2 separate regions of the Mus musculus genome follow, and region 1 is linked to region 2. Evidence: chromatin loops called from intact Hi-C (ENCODE). Cell type or tissue: heart. All regions are shown on one strand. Each heading gives the region's core, and the rest is flanking DNA. Links, peaks and the distances in the headings are about the cores only.

The links. Hi-C counts contacts between places; a loop is a spot of excess contacts. Peaks named below come from ENCODE experiments on the same cell type or tissue, not always from the same donor. Only the 100,000 strongest peaks of a DNase experiment are listed, where the experiment ranks them.
Region 1: a loop joins it to region 2, with 3 times the contacts of the local background. A loop is called at or near these places in 25 of 42 quality-filtered maps.

The regions. Positions count from the first base shown.
Region 1 is chr5:137,101,591-137,112,770 of GRCm38, forward strand. Trim56 (tripartite motif-containing 56) reads right to left here. Exons shown (of 3, transcript NM_201373.4): 3 at 9,696-11,180. The coding sequence ends at 10,866. Among named protein-coding and RNA genes, the nearest start is that of Trim56, 9.0 kb to the right of the region's middle. In heart, for the core only: CTCF peaks have their summits at 2,569 (motif pointing right) and 5,665 (motif pointing left); DNase peaks (open chromatin) are centred at 4,971, 5,681, 8,694 and 9,431; H3K4me3 peaks cover 321 bases; H3K27ac peaks cover 675 bases.
Region 2 is chr5:136,924,095-136,935,274 of GRCm38, forward strand. It overlaps 4933404O12Rik (RIKEN cDNA 4933404O12 gene), which reads left to right. Exons shown (of 4, transcript NR_015555.1): 3 at 1,610-1,801; 4 at 9,645-11,180. Among named protein-coding and RNA genes, the nearest start is that of 4933404O12Rik, 11 kb to the left of the region's middle. In heart, for the core only: a CTCF peak has its summit at 5,121 (motif pointing right); a DNase peak (open chromatin) is centred at 5,147; H3K27ac peaks cover 700 bases.

The DNA.
Region 1 (11,180 bases), core at 2,135-10,134, 180 kb after region 2:
TGAAGTCCAGCTCAGGCTTCATGTAGCAAGGATCTATTCCATAAAGCCAGAAGGAGCCAATTGTGGTGTCTCCTGCATACCATCCCAATGCTCTGGAGTCTGAGGCAGGAGGATTGTCACAATTTTGAAGCCAGGGACCCTGCCTCAAGAAACAACAGCCAAAAAAAAAAAAAAAAAAAAAAAAAAAAAGAAAAAGAAAAAAAAGAAAAAAAAAGAAAAACCACAGCATCACAACAACAATAAACCAAACAACAACCCCACTCCACAAAACAAAAACAAAAAAGCAGGGCAGAGATAGGGATGTATCTCAGTTGGTTCTGTGCTTGCCTCATCCTCTGCTACAGAGGGAGTGTGAGGCCAGCCTGGGCTACCTGAAACCATCTCAGAACTAAATAAACCCTGCAAGAGAAAGATCTCCTAGAGGAACTTGCCATCTTTTCTTCCCAGATTTGAGCTACCACAGTCTTCCTCACACTTTCCCCCTAAGGAAAGGGATCCGTTTGGCCGCAGGGCTTCGCTTCACCCCAACTACAAAGTTGCCAGTAACTCGGAAGGATGGAATTCAAGCTGCATGGAAGGAACTAGGGTTGGCACAAGATGTGTTTTCTCAGCAGCCTGTAGATGGTTAGAGAGTAGCCACCCGTGATGCACACTCCCTGAGTCAGAGGCCTTACCCCGTTATGTGTAGGAGCCTGGCCATGCCGAACAGGCTTAGAAACTCCAGCAAGGACCAGGGGTAGAGGGAGATGGCTTGTGTGTGAGACATTCTCTTTGCATGACCATGCCACGACCATGGCCTCTGTCTCTCTCTCTGTCTGTCTCCACCCCACCCCGAAATGCTATTTTCCTCTCTTTCCCTTCCCTTCTCCTTCCCCATTCACGTGTGTCCTTTGTTTGACACAGAGTCTTGCTCTATAGCTAAGGCTGCCTCTTGAGCTCCACATCCGATTGCTGCTACCTCCTAGGTGCTGGGATTACAGGCATGGCTCACCGTGCCTAGCTGGGATTGCTTCCCCCTCCAGATAGCTCATGATGAACCATCTGGTCTGGAGAAGAGAAAATAAGACACTGTCATTTCTGAATCCGCAAAGATGTTTTCGGAGTTGGCCCCTTAGAAAGGTGAAGCCTGGAAGCTCCCCTCTCCAGCCGCTCAAGGCAGGCAGGAAGCTCCGATCACGCGTCTAGCCTGGGATGAGTCCCTTCATCCCCCTCTCTCTCTATGTCTCTTCTACTCTCTCTGGGACCCAGACTCTCCCTGCAACAAGGCTTTTCAGCCAGAGCTGTGGGCAGCAGGGGTGACCCCCAACACTGGTGTAGCCGTGGCTTCCCTGGTGCACAGCAGGATAAGTGGGTTTGGAGGGAGGAGGCTCGCAGCCACATGGCTTGGAGCACGAGCCCCTCGTGGGTCTGACCACAGAGGCAGGCGTTCCGCCTTGGGGTTTGAAGCTGGGAACTAGTTGTCCTCTCTGTAATCTTGGCTCACATGGACTGAGGCAGTCTCCTGTCGCCGCCAGGCCCCCTCAGCTTGCTGCTGAGTCACGTTCCCCCGGGCTCGCCCAAGCGCCCAGGTCTACGCTTAGTCATCGGAGAATGAATTGCAGAATTCTTCTGTAGGCTGTCACTGCAGCAGTGAGGCTGTCCCTGAGCCAGGCCATTCACAGCATTCCCTCCCAGGCTGTCATTCTTTCTCCTTGCTGGGGGTCCTGGCTGGAAGAACAAGGCAGTGGAGGGGAGGGGCAGCCCAGAGTGGGAACTGTCTCAGAATTATCTTCCTGCATCTGCGTGTTAGACTTCTTCAAGGCCTCCATCCTCCTTTGTTCCTTCTATCTTCCTGTCTTGTGTGTGGGCGTATCTGTGCACGTGTGAGCCAGCGTGAGGTAGCGGAAACCAGCGGACAGCCATGGCTGTCGGGCCTCAGGCTCCATTTACTTCGTATGTTTGAGAATTGGCCTCATTGGCCTAGGACTCACAAGTAGGACTCACCAGGCTGACCAGCCACATCTCCAGGGCTGGGATTGTAAGGGCACACTACCGTGTGTCTCTTAAAAACAAACAAACAAACAAACAAAGCCATTCTTGGTTGTGTGTGCGTGCATGTGTGCCTGTTTGTATGCCACTGCAGATGTGTGGAGGTCAGAGGACAACCCGAGGGAGTCGCTTCTCTCCCTCCACCTTGTGGGGTTTCTGGCTTGGCAGCACACAACTTTCCTGCTGTGCCTTCTTGCTGGCTCAGTGCATGGCTCTCAGGAAGGCTCACATCAGAAGCAGAGCGTTGCTCTGGAGGGCTCCATTTGCCCTGCAGAACAGCAGAGCTGAGAGGAGTCTGGGTCACAGGATCACTGTGCTGTGGTCACTCTTCCTCTACAGTGTCTTCAAGGAATCTGTGTGCCCATCCAGGGAGTGACCACCAGGCAGCCATGGTAATCTCTGCTTCCTAGGTACTGGTGTTGAACATTCTCCATGCCCCGGAGCTCATCTGTCTCGGTTTGAATGTGAAATGTCTCTCACAGGCTCATGTTTTGAGATTCTATTTACTTTCAGCTATGAGTATGGGTATGTACACCTGCCTGCAGTACCCACAGAAGCCAAAAGAGGGTGTCAGCTCCCCTGGAGCTTGAGTTAAGGGAGGCTCATGTGAAGGGAGATACTGGAAACTGGACTAAGGTCCTCTGCTAGAATAGTGCATGCTTTCAACTGCTGAGCCATCTCTCCACCACCAAGCAACTGCCCCTGGCTTGCAGTAGTCTTCTGGGGGCTGGGGTGGGGTGGGGGATGGAGACTTTAAGAGGTGGGGCATGGTGGTGAAGTGTGTCACCAAGGGGGTGAGCTTTGGAAAGTTACATCTGTCCCCCGGCTTCAGTCTGCACTACTTCCTGGTTCCCTGTGATATAAGGAGTCTTTATCACACACTCCTAATGCCATGGCGGACTGAGACCCTTTGAAACTGTGAGCTGAGATGCGTCCCTTCTCTCTTGTTTCTGCAGGGTTACTGTGTGTCTTTGTGTAGCTATGTCTATGTGTGCGGAATGTAAGTCAGAAGTCAATGCTGGGTGTCTTCTCCCTCTCTCACACAACACACACAGAGACCCACACACACACAAACAGACACACATACACACACACACTCACACACTTTATTCATGTTATTTTGGGTTTGTACTTGGGGCAGGAGCACACATGCCATGGTGGGCATGTGAAAGCCAGAGGAGAGCTTGCAGGAATCAGCCCATCTTTCTACCCAGGTGGATTCCAGGGATCAAACTCGGGCCATCTGGCTTGGTGACAGCTATCTTGTCACTACACATCTGAGAGAGGGTCTCTCACTTAACTCGAAGCTCGCTGATTCAGCTAGACGAGCTAACCCATGAACTCCAGGGATCTGTCCATGTCTGCCTCTCCAGCACGGGGGATCATAGGCATGCATCAGCGAGCCGGTTGTTCTGTGGAGGCTGGGGATCTGAATTCAGGCCCTCGTGCTTCATTTGGCAAATGCTTTACTCTCTGAGCCATCTCCCTAGTCCCTGTGAGGTACTTTCAGTCACAGCCACTGTGCTGGCTAGCTTTCCTGTCAACCTGACACAAACTAGAGTCATCCAGGAGGAGGAATGTCAGTGAGGAACTGCCTCCATTAGACTGGCCAGAAGGGAGCCTGTGGGACATTTTCTTGATTGACAGTTGATGTAGCAGGGCCCAGCCCATTAAGGGTGATCAGCAGATGGGCCCCAGTTGCATTGCATAAAAGAGCAATCCAGGGGCCTAGAGAGGATGGCTTAGTGGTTAAGAACACTGGCTACTTTTCCAGAGGAGTTGGTTTCAATTGCTAGCACTCACATGGCAGCTCACAACCATTGGCATCTGACTTCTGGCCTCTGAGCAAGCCAGGGCGGGGCAGCATCCTTCCATGGCCTCTGCATCAGCTCTTGACATCAGGTTCCTGCCTCCGCGTTCCTACAAGCTGAAAGCTGAAATAAACCCTCTTTCCCAGACTGCTTTGGGTCTCGGTCTTCTTTCTCGGCACCATGAAAGCAAACAAGGCTAGGTACACAAGAGTAATTGATTCAGAAATGGTTCCAGAGAACTTTATTAGAAACAGGAGGTACAATGTATAGAACTATAAGGCTTCACAGCATAGGCACTTGGTCCCATGACAACTGAGAAGTGGGCAGGGCTGACCCTCAGGATCTCTCCTCAACCCACTCTCTCCTGGTCCCTAAGATAACTGGCTACAACGTCCTCTGGAGACACCTTGTGTTGTCTTCCCAAAGTTCCACCTTCTTCTGGTCTTCTTCCCTGTATATGCCCACCCTCTTCTACTTGGTCACCAAGATACTTCGCCCAATATGTGAGGAGAGGAATATCTGATGCCACTGACGTCTCTGCTCCACCAATCCCAGGTGGATCCCAAGTTCCTGAAGATCTAGCATCTTCCACTGGGAAGAGAGCGCGCTCACTTCCAACTGCTTTCTCTGGCAGTTTGCCACCAGCTAAGGTAAGGGAGTTTTCTCCCTACTTCTCAGGTCTGCACCTCCTCTCTTCAATTCCCACTTAGAGGACTGCTTCCACCTTCAACTTCCCTGCCAAAGAGAGATGGCCAGGCACCTTGGCCCCTGCCACCCGTCAATCAAATTCCATCTAGCTCAGCTCGCCAATATTACCCATTTCCTTTAGCACATTAAAAAAAAAAATCAAACTTCTCCTGGCCATATGTACATTCAGAATTGTGCCCATAGGGATTAAGGAAATGATAGCATTAAATAATAGATTTACCAGTGAAAGAGCATACGCTTGCCCCACCTCCCCCAAATCCTATTTTCTATAAACTATCCAAAGATAAATATGGCCACTCTTGCCATGGTTTTAAAACAACAACAACAACAACAACAACAACAAACTTTCCTGAAATGTCAGGGTAATTGGTCCTCGGTCAGAGCAGCTGATTCCCAGCTGGCTGTGAGAATGTCCCTGGCTCTTAGCCATGGGGCCATTGGTTCCCTGTGCTTCTGTGGTCACTTGTATGTTTTGCTGAGTGACTTGTTTGTGTAACTTCTGGAAAGTAATACAAATATTGAGCATATAAGCTATGAGTTTAGCATCTCCCTTCATCTTGCAAGGGTCCCCAAGAAGCGCTTGGTTCTCTGTCTCTTTAGCATTTGGGGGATTCGCTTTCAGAATCAGGAGATTCCTCCCTCTTTCTGTTGGCAAAACCTCTACCGCTGAGTCATACTCCAGCCCCTCACTGGGGAAACCTAAGCAAGCCCTCTGTGCCCGACCAGCTCAAACCCTCTTTTTATTTTTTTAAAAAATATTGTCTTCCTAAGTTGTTGAGGGAAGACTTGAATCTGCTATCGTCCTGCCTCAGTCTCCCAACTTTGCTGGGACTGCAGCCTACACTACCATGCCTGGCTTCATTTCTGAAGATCTCTCACTGAAATACCACACACACACACACACACACACACACAAACACACACACACACCACACGTGCACTCCCAATACAGGTTCCCGAGAACCTCTGCATCTTTGCTGCTACACAAAATACCGGCAAGAAGCCCCTACAGTCTTGTCTCTTACGCCTCCTTTCCCAAAAGGAAGGCGGACACCTCAATCATCTCTCTCTCTCTGCTTTTGAAGTCTATCTTGAGAGGCACAATAGTGCCCCCTGCTGGAGACTTCCCACAAGTCAAGATTTCTGCAGTTTGGCTGGCTTAAGGTTGTGGCATACTGAGTGTCAGAGCCCTCTCTACACATTAAGTCACTTCACAGACGTTTAATGAGCACTTGCCTGTGCAGACAGAGAATGACAACACACACACACTGTCTGCCCCTTTATACAACTGCTCTGATCCCATTTGGTTCTTTATCCCTACTACTTGGTCTGGATTGGTCAGGAGATTCAAGACTTTCGAGAATGCTCAGAACTTCATAGCCATCCCATCATCTGTGGAGACCACCCGGTCCCAAAATAGCAATCCTCCTGCCTCACTCTATGTGCTAGAGTTACCAGTGTGCACTATCACATCTGGCCAACTAGTTAGTTATTCTTAAATATTATTTATAGAAGTCTTCAAGCATATAATACTAACTGAAATGGAAATGTACAGATGTGAGTACCAGCCCAAAATAACTCAAAAAGATGTAACCTCCGAAACAAATCATTGACTATTTACAGATTGGGAATCCATTGTCTGCCTGGCAACTATTTGGACACAGTCCCACCAGTGGCTCACATTACGCAATCAGAATCTGCCCGGTCAGTCTTTCCTTGTGCGTGCATGCATGAGTGCACGTGTGCGCACCTGCACAAGGTCCACAGGACACCAAGGGTCCATGCTGTTACTCTCCTATTACTTGGAGTCAGGGTCTCTCGATGAACCTGTAAGCCTGGCAGTAAACAGATCTCAGACTCTGCCCCCTACCCTTATAGCTCTGGTACACGTGGCCACACCTGGCTTTTTATATGGGTGTTGGGGATTTGAACTCAGGTCCTCGAGACTGGATAGCAAGCGTTCTTAGCCACTGAGCTGTCTCCCCAGCCCTGTGCTCTCTCTTATGACTACATCACATACTTTTCTTCCAAATACTTTTCATAGTTGTGATCCACAGACGTTCATTCTATCAAACCACAATCTATTCAGCCGCTGCCTCACCACGGAGGGGTTTCCAGTTAATGAAGCAGCTGTAAAGGTCTCTCTGCAAATGTTTTTCTGCTACTGAATTATCTTCCCAGAATGCATTCCCCAAAGGGGGATGACATCCTCGCCCCCTGCCCCCGCCCCAGTGCTAGAGACGGAACAAATATCAAGTAAGCACTCTACCAGTGAGCCACTCACTGGGGAATTCTAGGCAGGCTGAGATTAACATAGTTTTACAATCATCCCAAAAAAAAAATAAATAAATAAAAAAATCCTCCTGTGGCAAATATTGCTAAATGACTCTCTGGGAGGCATTATTTCATAGTGCCAGGAATCTACATGTTTCTTCAGAACACATCTGTAACTTTTATCTTTGGCGTATGCCAGTGGTTTTATTTGATGAATTCTTTTTCATTTTATAAGTCCTTGCTCATAGATACTTCCCCTGGGTATCTAAACTATTTTCTTCTTTGTCCAGATAGGTGTCCTTTTTTTTAACTGGTATTTCAGCTTTTCCTCATCAAATCAAAATTCTCTGTTGTTTGTAATCTTACTGGCCCTCATGTCTTCCCTTATGCTTTGCTGTGTATATATTTTTATGTTAGCTTATTTATTTATTTATTTATTTATTTATTCATTCATTTTTGTTGTTGTTGTTCATTTGCTTTTTTAAGAGCAGTTTTGTTGGTTTTGTTTTAGCCAAGGTCTCACGTAGCCTTGGCTGGTTTGGAATTTGCTAGGTTAGCCAAGGATAACCATGGACTTGTGAGTCTCCCATTCCGACTGACTGCCAGGACTGTAGGTATGTGCTATACCTGTTTTTATTCAGTGCTGGGGATCGAACCCAGGGGTCGGTTATGCCAGGCAAGCACTCTACCAACTGAGAGCCAGAGCCCCACTTGAAGGGGCTCACTATGGAGCCTAGGCTGGCCTTGAACTCACAATTCTGCTCTCACCAACTGAGTCCTGGGGATTATACCAGGCTTGCACCTCCATATCTAGCTTTTAAATTTTATATGTAATCAAATCTGGACATTGGTGATTCCCTACATTGGTTTCTACAAACAGGGAATTCTGTCCAGAAAAAGATGTCCCTTCTCTATCCTTAAACTTCCATCTGGACTTTATTCCAAAGGCCCCTGTGTCTCACACACACACTGTGTCATAATAATCCCTACCTTAAATGTCTCTTCAGCCTCATTTCTCCATAGCCCCCTGGCTAAACACACCCTCCAAAGCCACCCCTACCGTCTTCATCCAAAGACGCTGCCACAGATTAAAAACACTGAGGTGACTGCGACTCACCTCCAAGCGTATCTCCAGAGTTTTATGCCTCCTCCCGCCTTAGGTCCCCCATCCATCACTGCTGACTTCCCAGATTCTCCCATGCTGGCCTTTGGGCTTCAGCGCCTCCCCAGACCCCTCCTGTCACAGATGAAATCACATCACTTCATTCACATAAAGGCTAACATTTCTGAAAAGGGATTTTGCCAAGATAGCTAACAAAAAGCATAAATAAACAAGATTCCAGGAAACAGAAAGCATAAGAAAAGTCTTATAGAGATTTCATAATCTGTTTAAATGTCACATCCTATTTAAAAGTTAAATCCTATTTAACTTCAGATTGGCTAACTATCTGTTTAGTGGTTTTGTGATTTGCCTCTAAGATTATATATTACAGATATCCATTTTTTGCGTATTAAATCCCACCATTCATCCAAGCATCACTAATGCCTTTCCGTTGGGCCCATAATGGCCTTAAAAGATACATGGTGTTTCTCTTATTTTAGAGCTAAGGGAACATGGCTAATCTTTATGGACCTTGAAATCATGGAGACGTTGGACCTCCCTAATCTCCGCCCCAGGCCCCGCCCACCTGGGCAGGTGCAGCGATGGTGGGAGGGAAGAGCCAGCGGCTCAGGGTGGGGGGTGGATCATGTGTGTCTCTGCTGAGAAGGTGGGGTGAGGAGTGGGGGCAGGTCAGTGGGCAGCTCGCGGTCCTCCAGCTTTACCTGAATGAAGCGGTTACGGGCCAGCGGCATGTTAGGCAGGCTGAATTGCCATTTCTTTCTTGGTGTCCGCACCTGTGATCTTCCTGTTGATGGTGGGGAAGGGGCTGGAGTGTGTGACGACCTTGTGATCTTGCCCCTGCCAAGCACCCACTCAACGTCGTCCACGCCCCTCATCGCAGTCACGCCCAAACAGTGCCATCGAGATCTCCAGCCTTCGTAGCCTGCAAGGATGTCAGGGAGTCCTTCAGACCCACTCTTATCATCAGCCAGGTGATGCCATTGGCCAACACTTCATTCACAATGTCCGTCTGGCATCTCGGACTTAAACGCCCGAGTCTCGCTGATATCCTAGAGACCCAAGAATCCCTGCATTTCCTGCAGGCCCAGGAAGTCAGCAGGATATTCCTTTGCCATACGCTGACATACCCTGTTCACCAACACTTCTGACCCTGTCTCCTGCAGACACTGGACATCTTCTTTGTGAGGGGACCCCGGCCAGCCTGGCTACTCCTCAGCTCACTGAGCTTCGTGAAGACTAGTGTCTCTGAAAAGGTTCTGCTCCCATCTTCAAGAACTTCTGGTCCGACTAGAACCAGTTGATGCAGACTTTGATCACCTTGGGGGTGGGTGTCCGTGGGCTTCACCAACAACTATAAGCATCCCTCCCCCATCATCTGCTGTGTCTCTGGCTGGCAAGCCTTAATCAGCACCACGTGGATCTTATCATCATGGCTTCTGAGGGCTTCGATGCCTTCTGAAAACTCGAGAGATGTCTGGTTTGTGGGTACCGAAGGGAGGATGGCGTGTAGTCCATGCACTTGGTGAAACACTCAAGGACGGTCACTGCCGAGGCAACCCTGCCCTCTGGACAGGACCCACGAGTGTGGATGCTGACACCTTTCAACCACCATCTGGAAGAGTTCGACTCCCTCTTAACGTTGGGCATCTTTGCTGAACCACTTGAACATGCGGCCAAAGATGGAGTCTCTGTGGGACAGAAGCTGGTGCCTGAGAGTTGGGAGAGAGTCCAGCTTTTTTTTTTTTTTTTAACAGTCTCTGCGTATAGCCCAGGCTGGGCTCAAACATATAATCCTCCTGCCTCAGCTTCCCAAGTGCTGGGATAACAGGTGTGTGTGAGTGTGTGTGATGCTGCATCTGGATTTGATCTCATACCTCCACTTCTGCTTGTGCCTGCACTCTCTGACCCCTGACCTCTGACCCCATACTTCATTGAGGGAGTTTCTACTCCGATGGATTGGCAATGCTATTGTTGTTCTGAGATCTCTGGCCTCCTCTGACCCCATGTTCCCCTTGAGAATGGCCAGTTCTCACCTTCTTTCCAGCATGCCTAACATATCTTGACGTATACTTGGTCTTCCTTTGCTTGGAGGATGACTTATGTTATCTCCCTTAGGATTCTCTTTCACCTGCTCCAAGGTTTTGTTTTGTTTTCTTTTGTTTTTTAGGAAGGAAGATATGCCTGGGAATTGACTTCAGGACTTTCAGCAGGCTAGCCAAGTCTTCTAAGACCAAGCCACGCCCCCAACCCCTCCCTGGGGGATTCTAGGCAGGGGCTCTACCACTGAGCCACGCCCCCAGCCCCTCATTGGGGGATTCTAGGCAGGGGCTCTACCACTGAGCCACGCCCCCAGCCCCTCATTGGGGGATTCTAGGCAGGGGCTCTACCACTGAGCCACGCCCCCACCCTCATTGGTGCATTCTAGACAAGCCCTCTACAGTGAGCCATGCCCAGACTCCTCACTGGTAGAACCTAGCAGGCACTCTACTACTGAGTCTCTCATTGGTGAGTTCTAGGCAAGTGCTTTACAGAGGAGTCCTGACCCCATCCCAGGAATGGTTCTGAAGAATACAAATCAAGAATCAGGCTTCTAAATCTCAAAACACCTAAAACTACAGCAGCAGCCTTAGCTGCAGGAATTGTTCCAAAGCAAGCAGTTTGGTTGACTGCTGGCATCTGCTGTGTGCTCAAAGCTATTGCCAGCCAACACTACTCTTAGTAGCTTCTATCCCTGTACATCACAAAAGGAACAAGCATTTTGCTAGTTGGGAAAATGCCCTTGGCCAACTCATCCTATAGGTGGCTCTGCTTCTATTATGCCCTCCCTCCCTCCCTCCCTCCCTCCCTCCCTCCCTCCCTTTTTCCTTCCCTCCCTCCCTCCCTCCCTCCCCACCTGCCCCCCACCCCAGCCAAAAGCCGCTTTAGCTGTCAGGAAACCTGACCCTAAAGACATGGATGGTCCCATTGCTAAGTGACACCACCAAGTACTTGCCGTCTACCATGGTGGTTACCCGGGGCTTTTCCAGGCCATGGTATGCTGTTAGGAAGTCACCAAGAAGTGACCCCTTGGGATCCAGTATCACCACCTTGTTTACCTCTCGAAGGGTCAGAAATATGTAGCCCTTCTTATCCACAGACACAGAACCTGGCTGGCAGCCATGTAACCCAGGGCCCTTGTATTCCCAGATCACCTGACCTAACCCATCACAGAAAACCACGCTATTCTGCTGCCAATC
Region 2 (11,180 bases), core at 1,059-9,058:
TCATCCCGTACCCCCCCCCAACCTGCCCCCACCAGGAGTGTGAAACCCTAGCGGGGGAGCTCTCCCATGGGTTTAAAAGAAACCAAATGAACCTAGAAAAGAAAATGAAGATAAGTTGTAATCTCACTAAGACTTGGTTTACAACCTGCTTTAACCCTCAGCCAGGTGTGGTGCTGCCCCAGGGTTGTCCTGTAACTTGGGCGATAAGCCAGGAAGATCAGGAGTTGGAAAAAAAAAAAGTTCCTGGAAAGACAACTCAGAGGTTAACAGTTCTTATCATTCAGTCATAAGGACCAGAGTTCAGAGCCCAGCACCTACCCTAGCCCCATGGAAGGGATCAGAGACAGGGGGATTGCTGGGACTTGTCAGCTCTCAACCTAGCTGAGACATCATGAACCCCAGACCCTGCCTCTATACAGACACCCAGGCACAAATGCACACAAATCAATAATTTAGAAAAGTAGTCTGTTTCTAAAAAGGTATGGTCGACTGTGCCTTTAATCTTAGCTCTCAGAGGCAGAGGCAGGCAGATCTCTGGGAGTTCAAGGTCAGCCTGGTCTACCTAGAGTGGTCCAGGCCAGCCAAGGCTACACAGTGATGCCTAGTTTCAAACAAACAAAACAAGAAAGGTGTCCATCATCTTTTGCTGTGGCTGTGGCATAGGACGGATGGATCACTAAATATCTAAGGGCTGGGGCTATGGCTCAATCGGTAGAGCGCTGATCCAGCGTGAGTCCCTGGGTTCCTCCTGTGATGCATGTAAGCGGAGTGAGGTGGCACACACCTGCAGTCCGAGTGCAAGGAGTGGGGGCTCAAGATCACCCTTGGTGCTGGACGTGGTGGTGCACTTGGGAGACAGAGGCAGGCAGATCTCTTGAGTTTGAGGCCAGCCTGGTCTACAAGTTTCAGGTAAGTTTCAGGACAGCCAGGGCTACCCAGAGAAACACTATTTTTAAAAAGGAAAAAAAAAAAAGCATCATCCTTAGCTGTAGAGAGTTAAAGGCCAGCCTGGGCTACAGGAGGTCTTGTCTTAAATAAATAAATACATACGCCGGGCATGGTGGCGCACACCTTTAATCCCAGCACTTGGGAGGCAGAGGCAGGCAGATTTCTGAGTTCGAGGCCAGCCTGGTCTACAGAGTGAGTTCCAAGACAGCCAGGGCTACACAGAGAAATCCTGTCTCGAAAAACCAAAATAAAATACATACATACATACATACATACATACATACATACATACGGGGGCTGGAGAGATGGCTCAGCGGTTAAGACCGTTGACTGCTCTTACAGAGGTCCTGAGTTCAATTCCCAGCAACTATATGGTGGCTCACAACCATCTGTAATGGGATCTGATGCCCTCTTCTGGTGTCTGAAGACAGCGGAAGTATACTTATACTTACATGCATAAAATAAATAAATCTTTAAAAATAAAAAAGTAAATAAATAAACAAATAAACAAATGAACCAACAAAAACCCTGATCCCTTAAGATGATACAACTTTGACCTCATTGTTGTACTGTATGCAACAGGTACTCTGGGTCCAGGGGGGAAAGGCGGGCTCATGGACCTCTTTGTTGAGGTAACATTTGAATCCTCTATGTTTTTAAGAGTTCGCCTTGGCAGCTGTCTGAAAGTTAATCCTGTGAAGGGACCTGAAGCAGCCCTCTGAGGAAGCCTCGCGCACCCCTGCCGAAGAACATCGCAGTGTGTTCATTCCCCTTCCGTTGGCCTCAGGATCCAAGCAGGAAAGAAGAGGGAAGAACTCTGAAGGACATGAGAGGGACCCAGCTTACAGTCCAGGTGAGTTCCTTGTTCCAGTCAGAAGACCCATCGTATGACAGTGTGCCTAAGGCATTAGAGGGTCTGAGGGAGGGGTTCTGTTGGACAGCTTGGCTGCCAAAGCTGGCTCTGCCTCTCAGGGGTACTGCCCCTCCAATGCCTGGGAGAGAAAGCGCCGAGCCACTTACTTCCTTCATCCCCGCAGCCAGAATCCTACAGGGCTGGTAGGATGGCTCAGTGGTTAAGAGAACTTGCTACTCTTGCAGAGGACCCAAGTTTGAGTTCCAGCGCCCACACTGGGTAGTTTACAACCACCTATAATAATAACTCCATCTCCAAAGGATCTGACACCCTTTTTCCCGCCTTTGAGGTCACCTGCACACACAATGGCGCGCACACACACACATACATAGAAAGAGAGAGATTTAGAATGTACTGTCTGACAGGAAGCAGCTAAAGAAAGGAAGGGTTTCTTTAGGTTTGTGGTTTAGAGCAGCAGTTCTCAACCTGTGGGTCGTGAACCCTTGGGTCAAATGACCCTTTCATAGGGGTCACCTCAGATCATCAAAAAACACAGATATTTAAGTTACGATTCATAACAGTAGCAAAATTACAGTTATGAAGTAGCAATGACAGTAACTTTATGGTTCGGGGTGAGTCAGCACACCAGGAGTTAAAGGTCACAGCATTAGCAAGGTTGAGAACCGCTGGCTTGAAGGGTTCGTTCGGTCCGTCATACCAGGGAGGGCATTACAGAGCTCACAGCAACAGGAGTACGTGGCAAAGACTTCTCACATAGTGGTAGAGAAGGAAGAGACAGAATAGACTGGGACCAGACGTGAGGGGAATCCTCGAAGGCCTGCCCAGAGTAACTTAGCACAGACCAGGCCCCTCCAACTGAAAACTCCACAGCCTTCAATGTAGCCCCGTAAGGTGCTGGAGATATGGGTAGGCAGTGAGAGCTCCTGCTCTTGCTGAGAACCTGAAGTTGATTCCTAGCACCCACCATGGGCAGCTCACGGCCACTCTGATGCCCTCTTCTGGCTTTCTCAAACACCGGCACTCATGTGTCCTAGCACAGAAAAATAAATCTAAAAACAGCAGCACAAGCCAGGGACTGATCATTCAGAATGTGAGGACGTCTCAGATTCACACAGTAAGTCCACAGATTGTGGGAAGTCCTTCTCCCCTAATGCTGTCTGACCCAGCAGGAAACCACACTTGGGAGTAACCCACGGGGTGCTCTGCACGTGGAAACCCCATGTTTGTGGTCAGCCCCTGGAACCCCCCATTCACAGTTTGCAGGCTCATCAGAGGGTTGACTTGAAGCTGCGCCTATCCGCAGGGAGCTTTCAGAGAGAGACTTTATATAAAAGACCATCGCCGTGCTGGATGCTTAAGAGCCGGGTATGGTGCTGTGTTCCTGCAGTCCCAGCACTTGGGAGACAGAGGAAGGTAGATCTCTGTGAGTTCAAGGCCAGCCTGATCTTCATAGTGAGTTCTAGGCCAGCCAGAGTGGCATAGGGTGACCCTGTCTCAAAGAAAAAAAGAGAAGGAAGAGGAGGAAAAGGACGAGGAGAAGAAGGAGGGGGGAAGAGAGAGAGAGAGAGATTGATTGATGGAAGCCAGGCATAATGGCAGACCAGAGACCTCAGATGACAGGACTGCAAGCATCAGAAGTCCCTGTCCCTTGTACTGTACCTGGCCCTGTGCCACTGCTGGTCCACCCTGATGGAAGATTGACCCAAGCCCTCTGATCCAAGAAGACGCCCTCTGAATGACCAAGCTGATATGCTGATAGGGGCTAGCAAGGGTTGGGCATGGAAACCTGGCCTTGGCTCCCAGTTCCCAAAGGCGTGATGAGACTCTGACTCACTTCACAATTTAGACTTGAGTCTCAGTGTACAGCTAAGCTTGGACAAGCTTGTTTCGATGTAGCCCTTGTTTATTTATGTGTTTTATATTCATTCTCCCCGCTCTCTCCCTCTCCTCTCTCTTGCACACACACATTTCTGCAACAGCACTTTTTTTTTTTTTTGGTGGGGACAGGGTTTCTCTGTAGCCCCGCCTGTTCTGGAACTCACAGAGCTCCTGCCTCTACCTTCCAAGTACTGGGATTAAAGGCTGTGCCACCACCACCTGGCTGCAACAGCACACTGTTTATAGTTTACATAATCATCCCTGTAACTTTGTAGGAAAGGCAGCCCCTCCTCTCAGCAGGTGTGTGAGCTGAAGGGACCCAAGGAACTAACCAGAGAGGACCAGTGGGCAACCGTCAGTCTGGATTCCCAGCCCCCGAGTAGATTTGTGGCCAGCCTGGTGTGGAAGGAAGCTGGAAGCCACCTGAATAGTGGTTCGTTGCCAGCATCAACCGGCTCACATTACAGCAGCCTAGCTCCTTCCTAGGTACCCCCTTGGGCCACTGCTCTATTGCTTCTTATCTTTGTGTGTTTGGGAGGGGTGTGTGTGTGTCTGTCTGTCTGTGTGTCTTTGTGTGTTTGGGAGGGGGATATGTGTGTCTGACTGTATATGTCTGTGTGTCTCTGTGGGTGTGTGTCTGTGTGTGTGTGTGTGTGTGTGTCTGTGTGTCTCTGTATATATGTGTGTGTCTGTGTGTGTGTGTTTGTGTGTCTCTGTATGTGTGTGTGTGTCTCTGTGTCTGTGTCTGTGTGTCTCTGTATGTGTGTGTGTCTGTGTGTGTCTGTGTGTGTCTGTGTCTGTGTGTCTATGTGTCTATGTGTGTGTCTGTGTGTCTCTGTATGTGTGTGTGTGTCTCTGTGTGTGTGTCTGTGTGTCTCTGTATATATGTGTGTGTGTCTGTGTGTCTCTCTGTGTGTGTCTGTGTGTGTGTGTCTCTGTATGTATGTGTGTGTGTGTGTGTGTGTCTCTGTGAGTGTGTGTGTCTGTGTGTTTCTGTATGTGTGTGTGTGTCTGCAGGCTTAGCACATGCTTGCTTTTGGGAGTTGACTCTTTCTACTGTGGGTCCTGGTATCAAATTCAGGTTGTCAGACTTTTCTCAGCAAGTGCCTTTGCTCACTGAGCCATCTCGCCGGTCCGTTTTTCTTCTTTTTTACTCTTGTATTACATTTCCCCTGTTATGAACAAAAGCTAAAATATTAGTGTGAGAAAACTTTTTACTGTTGCTATTTTACAAGAACCATGGGTGGACATTTGAATACCTGTGGAACACCTGCTGACTAGATGAACATGCATGTATGTGTTTATTTATGTATTTTCCCCGTTGATCACCCTAGAGGATTCTCAGGCCACTAAACCCTGGCATGGGGTTACTAGAAAAGACTATCAGCAGGCCCAGTCTTGCTCGTCTAGGCAATACTGCTCTCAGCCACAAGAGGGCGATATTTGTCCATGAATGTCCCTCACAAAGCCTGCTTTAAACCTCACCAGCTTTTCCTGCCCCCTCCAGGGGACAGAAAGAAACCAGTGAGTGTTTTATCCAGGTCACCCTGAGCCACTCCCCACTCAGCCTGCTCTCTGTACCAATAAGAAACCACCTTGGGAGTGGGCATGAGGGCTCATACAGTGAGATAGCCATACCTGCTTCCTCTGTGTCAACATGGGCTGCTCCACGCACTTTCTGGAAGGCTCTTCCCTGCCTTTCAGCAGAGAACACCTTTCCAGAAGTCTCCGTGGCTTTCATAGTGTCAGATCATTCTCCCCCCGAGCTCCCAGGACCCAGCGCTTGCAGTTTCAAAACACTCAACAAACTGGTGGCCTGCCTACTAGAAGGGGAGCCCCAGGAGAGCCTGGGTCAGGCTTGCCTGTTCACTGCCCCAGTGCCACGGCGCCTGGCTCCCTCGTGAGGCTCCGTGAGGCTCGGGAGAGGTGTGCTAAGTGGGTGCGTGACCATTTCAGCCTTGACCTTCCCATTCACATGGCTTTCCGATGTCCCCAGAGTCTCTAGAAACACATCCCGAGTAGTGGTGTTACCAGTTCTGCCCTTTGTCCCTTGTGGCGATTGAAAGACCATGTGGTTTAGTCTAAGGTAGATGCAACTTCAGGAACTTCCAGTTTGGGCTCTGCCTCTCACAGGCTATGTTGTGTCTGCTTTTTGTTGTGTTTTTTAAATAGGGCCTCACATAACCCATGCTAGCCTCAAACTCACGACATAGCTGGTTGTGGCTTTGAACCCTGCTCCTCTTCCCAATACAGTCCTAAATGCTAGGATTATAGTCTTGAGCCACCACATTTGACTGTACAGCTTAGGCCGGCCTGGAACTAAGATCCTCCTGCCTCAGCTTCCATAATGCTGGAATGACGGGCCTGCATCACCACACCCCATTTTATTTCTGATGTGTAGAGAGTCCGTAGCTGAGCTTCCAGGGAAACCAAGCACAGCCTGACATTGCCAGCCACCAGGCCCAACTTCTGCAGTTCTTTCTTCTAAACCCTTTTTGGACACCTTTGAACACAGGGACCCCCCTAGAACTCCAAGACCACCTGGCCACTTGTACTTGGCCCTTCCTTCTTCTTTGTCTTGTATCCCAGCACCAGATAGCAGAGGTTGCTCTGACGATATTTACAAGTAACCCATCCACTGCAGCGGCTTCTGGAACACACAGCGGCCAGGCCTTCCTGCTGATCGCAGGCAAGCAGAGTTCCTGGGGATGAGGCATCAGGAGCCCTCACAAGACCAAGGCAAGGAACTAAAGAAAGAACCCAGAGCCCGGTGGCGGTGGCACACACCTTTCACCCCAGCACATGGGAGGCAGAGGCATGCAGATCTCTGAGTTCAAGGACAACCAGGGCTACATGGAGAAACCCTGTCTCAAAAAACCACCGAAAGGATGGAGATTTTACTGTGTAATAAAGAGGAGAGAGAGGCTATGAAGGAGACATGTAGCCCAGCAGGAGAAGGATGTTTTGGGAAGCACAGGCCTAGATTCTTCTCTTATGTACAGGGTTGGAGACTCTTAGTGGACCCCAAGGGTCACCTGTGCAGGACTGTGTGTCATCTGGAGCTCTCTGTCCCAAAGACACTAGTGTCCCTTAAACCTAGCCTTTCTGTTTCCACCCTCCCTGCCTGCTTCTCGCCCTGGCTGTCTTTGTTTACTATAAAGTCCCAGGTGACCTTGAAGTCCCAGTCTTCCAGATGCTGAGGTCACAGGGATGCATCGCTGTGCCAGGTTTATGTGGTGCTATGGATAGAACCCAGGACCCAGGGAGCCTCATGGGGGAGCCAGGCGCTGTGGCACTGGGGCAGTGAACAGGCAAGCCTGACCCAGGCTCTCCTGGGGCTCCCCTTCTAGTAGGCAGGCCAGTCGGTTTGTTTAGTTTTGAAAGTGGAAGTGCTGGGCCGCCGGGAGCTCAGGGGAGAATGACATCACCTGACACCATGAAAGCCACAGAGACTTCTGGAAAGGTGTTCTCTGCTGAAAGGCAGGGAAGAACCTTCCAGAAAGTGCATGGCTACTTTGAAGCTAGCATGGGTTCTATGAGGGTTTGTAGAGTGGTAGACAAAACGCTCTACCAACTCAACTACATTCCCAGTTTTGAGGCCGGGGTTCTAAGTAGCCCAGGCTTGGCCCAAACTCTTTTTTATAGTAATTAGTTTATTTATTTACCTGTACTACTTTTTTATTACAGCTATTTGTGTGGGGGTAGGGCACAATAGGTGTGGAGGTCAGAGGTCATCTTGTAGGAGGTCATTTGTGGTAGCAAGTGCCTTTACACACCAAGCCACCAAAGCAGCCCCACTCACCCATGACCCTTCTGCCTCAGTCTCCCAAGTGCTGGGATTGTAGGCACACCTGGCTCTCTGTGTCTTGTCTTTGCTGCTGCTCCGAGCATGGGAGCCATCAAGATGACCCTCTAAGTCTGTCTCCCCTCCACTACTGTCCTGGGGGTGGGGGTGGGGACTTCTTTGGTATCCGTCTTGTGAGATAGGAGCGCCCCCGGAGCCTCGTCACGTCACCGATGACGAGCGAGCATCCACCCTCATCCCAGCCGGAACCTTCAGCTGATGAATAAGACTTGATTTGTCCCCTGAGCCATTGCCACCCCCGATTCATTCCATTCAAAGGCTTTAGCTCCCAACGGCTCATCTGACGCTGGGTGCAGTGGGGCCCCCTCGGAACTCCACTTCCACACGAGGAGGATGTGCGTTTTCTCCAGGGTGATGAGCTCTGACGTGGGTTCGAGCCTATTCAGGTGCTGTATCCGTCCTGTGATTTGTCTCCTCTCGATGGCTGTTCGCCTCCATCCAAGGAGCGTCCTCCCTCCCTGCATTCATTGGGAGTCTGCCTCTCCAGTATGAATTATGGAGTGAATGGAAATTTTCCCTTATTCATAGTGTACAAAGATTCCCTCTGCGGCAAGAATGTGTTGGCTTTCTGCTGAATCCCATCCAATGTCTGGGTAGAGCCTGGCCCAACGTGAGAACTAGGCTGAGGCCTGGTTTGCTTTCTGTTGCTGTCATAAATACCATGACTGAAGGCAACTCGGGAACAAAAGAGGCCATTTGTCCCACAGGCTCAGTTCATCATCTAGAAACCAGGGCAGAAGCTCAGTGCAGGGACTGACACAGCAGCCTTGCAGCAATGTGGCTTGCCGCCCTTGGTTTCTTCAGCTACCTTTCCTGTCTGCCTGCCTGCCTGCCTTCCTTCCTTCCTTCCTTTCTTTGTTTCTTTCTTCCTGTCTCTCTCTCTTTCTTTCTTTCTTTTTTTAAGATTTATTTATGAATATGAGTACACTATAGCTTTCTTCAGACACACCAGAAAAGGGCATCAGATCTCATTACAGATGGCTGTGAGCCATCATGTGGTTGCTGGGAATTGAACTCAGGACCTCTGGAAGAGCAGTCTGAACCGCTGAACCATCTCTCCAGCCACCAGCTAGCTACCTTTCTTATACAGCCCAGGACCACCTATATAACCCAGACTGGTCTCAAACTTGCCATTCCCCTGCCTCAGCCTACTGATTGCTGAGATGATAGGTAAGAGGCAGATGTTTCAAGCCTGCCCAAAGCCCACCTCTTCCTGAAAGCCCTCCAGGATTCTGTGAGCCTATACATTGACAAGTTTCTGTGTGGATTTGGTGTCTACAAAAGCTCTCTTCACCCATATCCGCAGCAGGTCTCCAAGGTGAACAGCCTCTGGCACATTGGAACAATGTAGATAAGGAGGTCAGCCAATTCCTCCTGCCTTCTGTTTTTCATAACCCTAGCTGTCTCGTCTGTCTTTATGGTTGTGCTGTGGAATGCACGCATGCATGCACACACCACAGTGGGGAACAATCATGGAGGAGGTAGGCATTGCATTGGGAAGCATTGTCTGAGAGATGCCAGGAAGATGCACTAGTGAACCAGAGAGTTTGGATGTCAAGCCGTGTAATGCTTCTTAAAATATAGAAAAGTTCTAACAAAGTAATATTTAATTTTTTTCTCCTTCTACTTGTTTTCACTCCGTAGACCAAGGTGGCAGGCTATCAGCCTTTGTAGAATGAATGTAGCAGGCTTGGCTTGGCTTGGCTTTGCTTAACAGACATATAATTTTGGTTTTGGTTTTGGTTTTGCTTGCTTGCGTGACGTGACGTGACGTGACGTGGTTTCCCTTTCTATCCGTGCAGGGTTCCCAGACTGCCCTTTGAGAATAAAATAGGAGGCCAGAACCAAAGTCTTTTGGATAAAACACCGCGACTGACCACACACTAACCCATTTGGCTGCCCTCCTTCCCAAGGCACAGATCATCCCAGCATGTGAAGGCCTCCTTCTCTCCCTCCCTCCTTCCCTTCTGACCCATTTTCACTCTTCCACCACACAATCAAAAATAAATAAATAAATGAAAAAAAAGCTCTCTTCATCTATGGTCTACTTATACCTGTTTTTTTCTTCTTCCCTGACAGACAATATTTGAAAGTGTCTTTTGCATTCTCCACGGAGTCTTCAAGTGCTGCAACACTGAGGGAAGGGCCGTGCCTAGTAGCTGTGTGTCACTATGGACTCTGTGGTATAGGAGATGGGCTCTGGCCAGTTGCCTTTGAAGATGAACTTCGTTTCCAGATAGTTTTCACACAGGGCGGTAGGAGATTTCTTACTGCTACACCTTCCACCCTAGCCCTGACCCTCGCCACCAGGCCGCCCAGCCATATTAGCTCAGAAGATCCATAAAGGGGCTGGAGCCCCAGTCCCCTCCCCTCTGCTTGAAGATGTTATTAATTAGAGTTGTGCTAGGATGCAGGAATGACCTTGGGAAGGGGCACTTGGTGACTAAGCAAGAATGGGCACGGGTGTGCTGACTCACCACACCCAGCTTGCAGGGGAGGCTGACTGAGGACCACCCTCAGGGTGACCTTGGAGGTCTGCAGGCTCAGCTCCCGCATTGCCTAGTCCTATACCTGTCGGGGAAATGGTAACTTCGGAACTTAGTAGGCAGACAGTTTCTGGAGGTAACATAGAGACATGAAGGGGTACACTGAGCTGGTCCCCAAGGGGGCCCCAGGTGAAGGTCACAGCCCTTCCTTTTCGCCTACGGCTGAGTTCTGGGTCCCACCAAGAATAGAACTCCCCTTCCTCGTTGGCTATGAAAATGTCTTAATGTCTCTAAATCCCAAGTTGCCTTATGGCCACAGCCCTGCTTCCAACCTTCTTCTAAAGCAAGTACGTTAAGAGATGGAGATGTCGCTCAATTGGTAAGGTGCTTGCCTAGCGTGCACAGAGAAGCCCTGGCTCCCTTTTGCAATTCTTCAGAAACCAGGTGTGGTGGTGCATTCTTGTAATCCCAGTACTTGGGAACATGTGGGCAGGCCGCATCGGGATCTGTTGTCTCCAGTGTACCGGACGCTGGCTGGAAATTAGTTGCTAGGATGTAATCTGTGCTGAGTCTCTAGGACAGTGTCTCCAGTCGGACCTAGAATGACTGTCCTGAGCCACATTCAACAAGAAATAGCACAAAGGGGTAGAAGAGACAGAGGTGGAGAAAGTGCAGGTTCTGAAGGGACAGATGAAAGGTAATCCAGGTTCATTCTAAAGTGGGCAGGGCTTCCAGGGGCCTTCTCAAGACATCAGTCTAGAGACCTGTAAAGATCTACACCCTTGCTGATCTTGGCAGCACACACCTGTAACCCCAGCAAGGCAGGGCACCCAAGAGTTCAAAGTCATCCTTGGCTACAAAGTGAGTGTGAGACTAGCCTGGGTATCATAGTTGAAGTCCTTCCTCAAAACAAACAAACAAACAAAAGCTGTTTAGGCCCCGGGCTGTGTTTCTCATTGCCCTACTCCCTGGTCTGAGGTTATCGGCAGGGCTCCCAGCTGTTGAGCCAGCTGTGTCTTCATTGAGGTCCCTGACTGGCATTCTGTCATCCCCCATCTGTGTGAGAGGATCTCTTTTTGGGTTTTTTGTTTGGTTGGTTGGTTGGTTTGGTTTGGTTTTTTGAGACAGG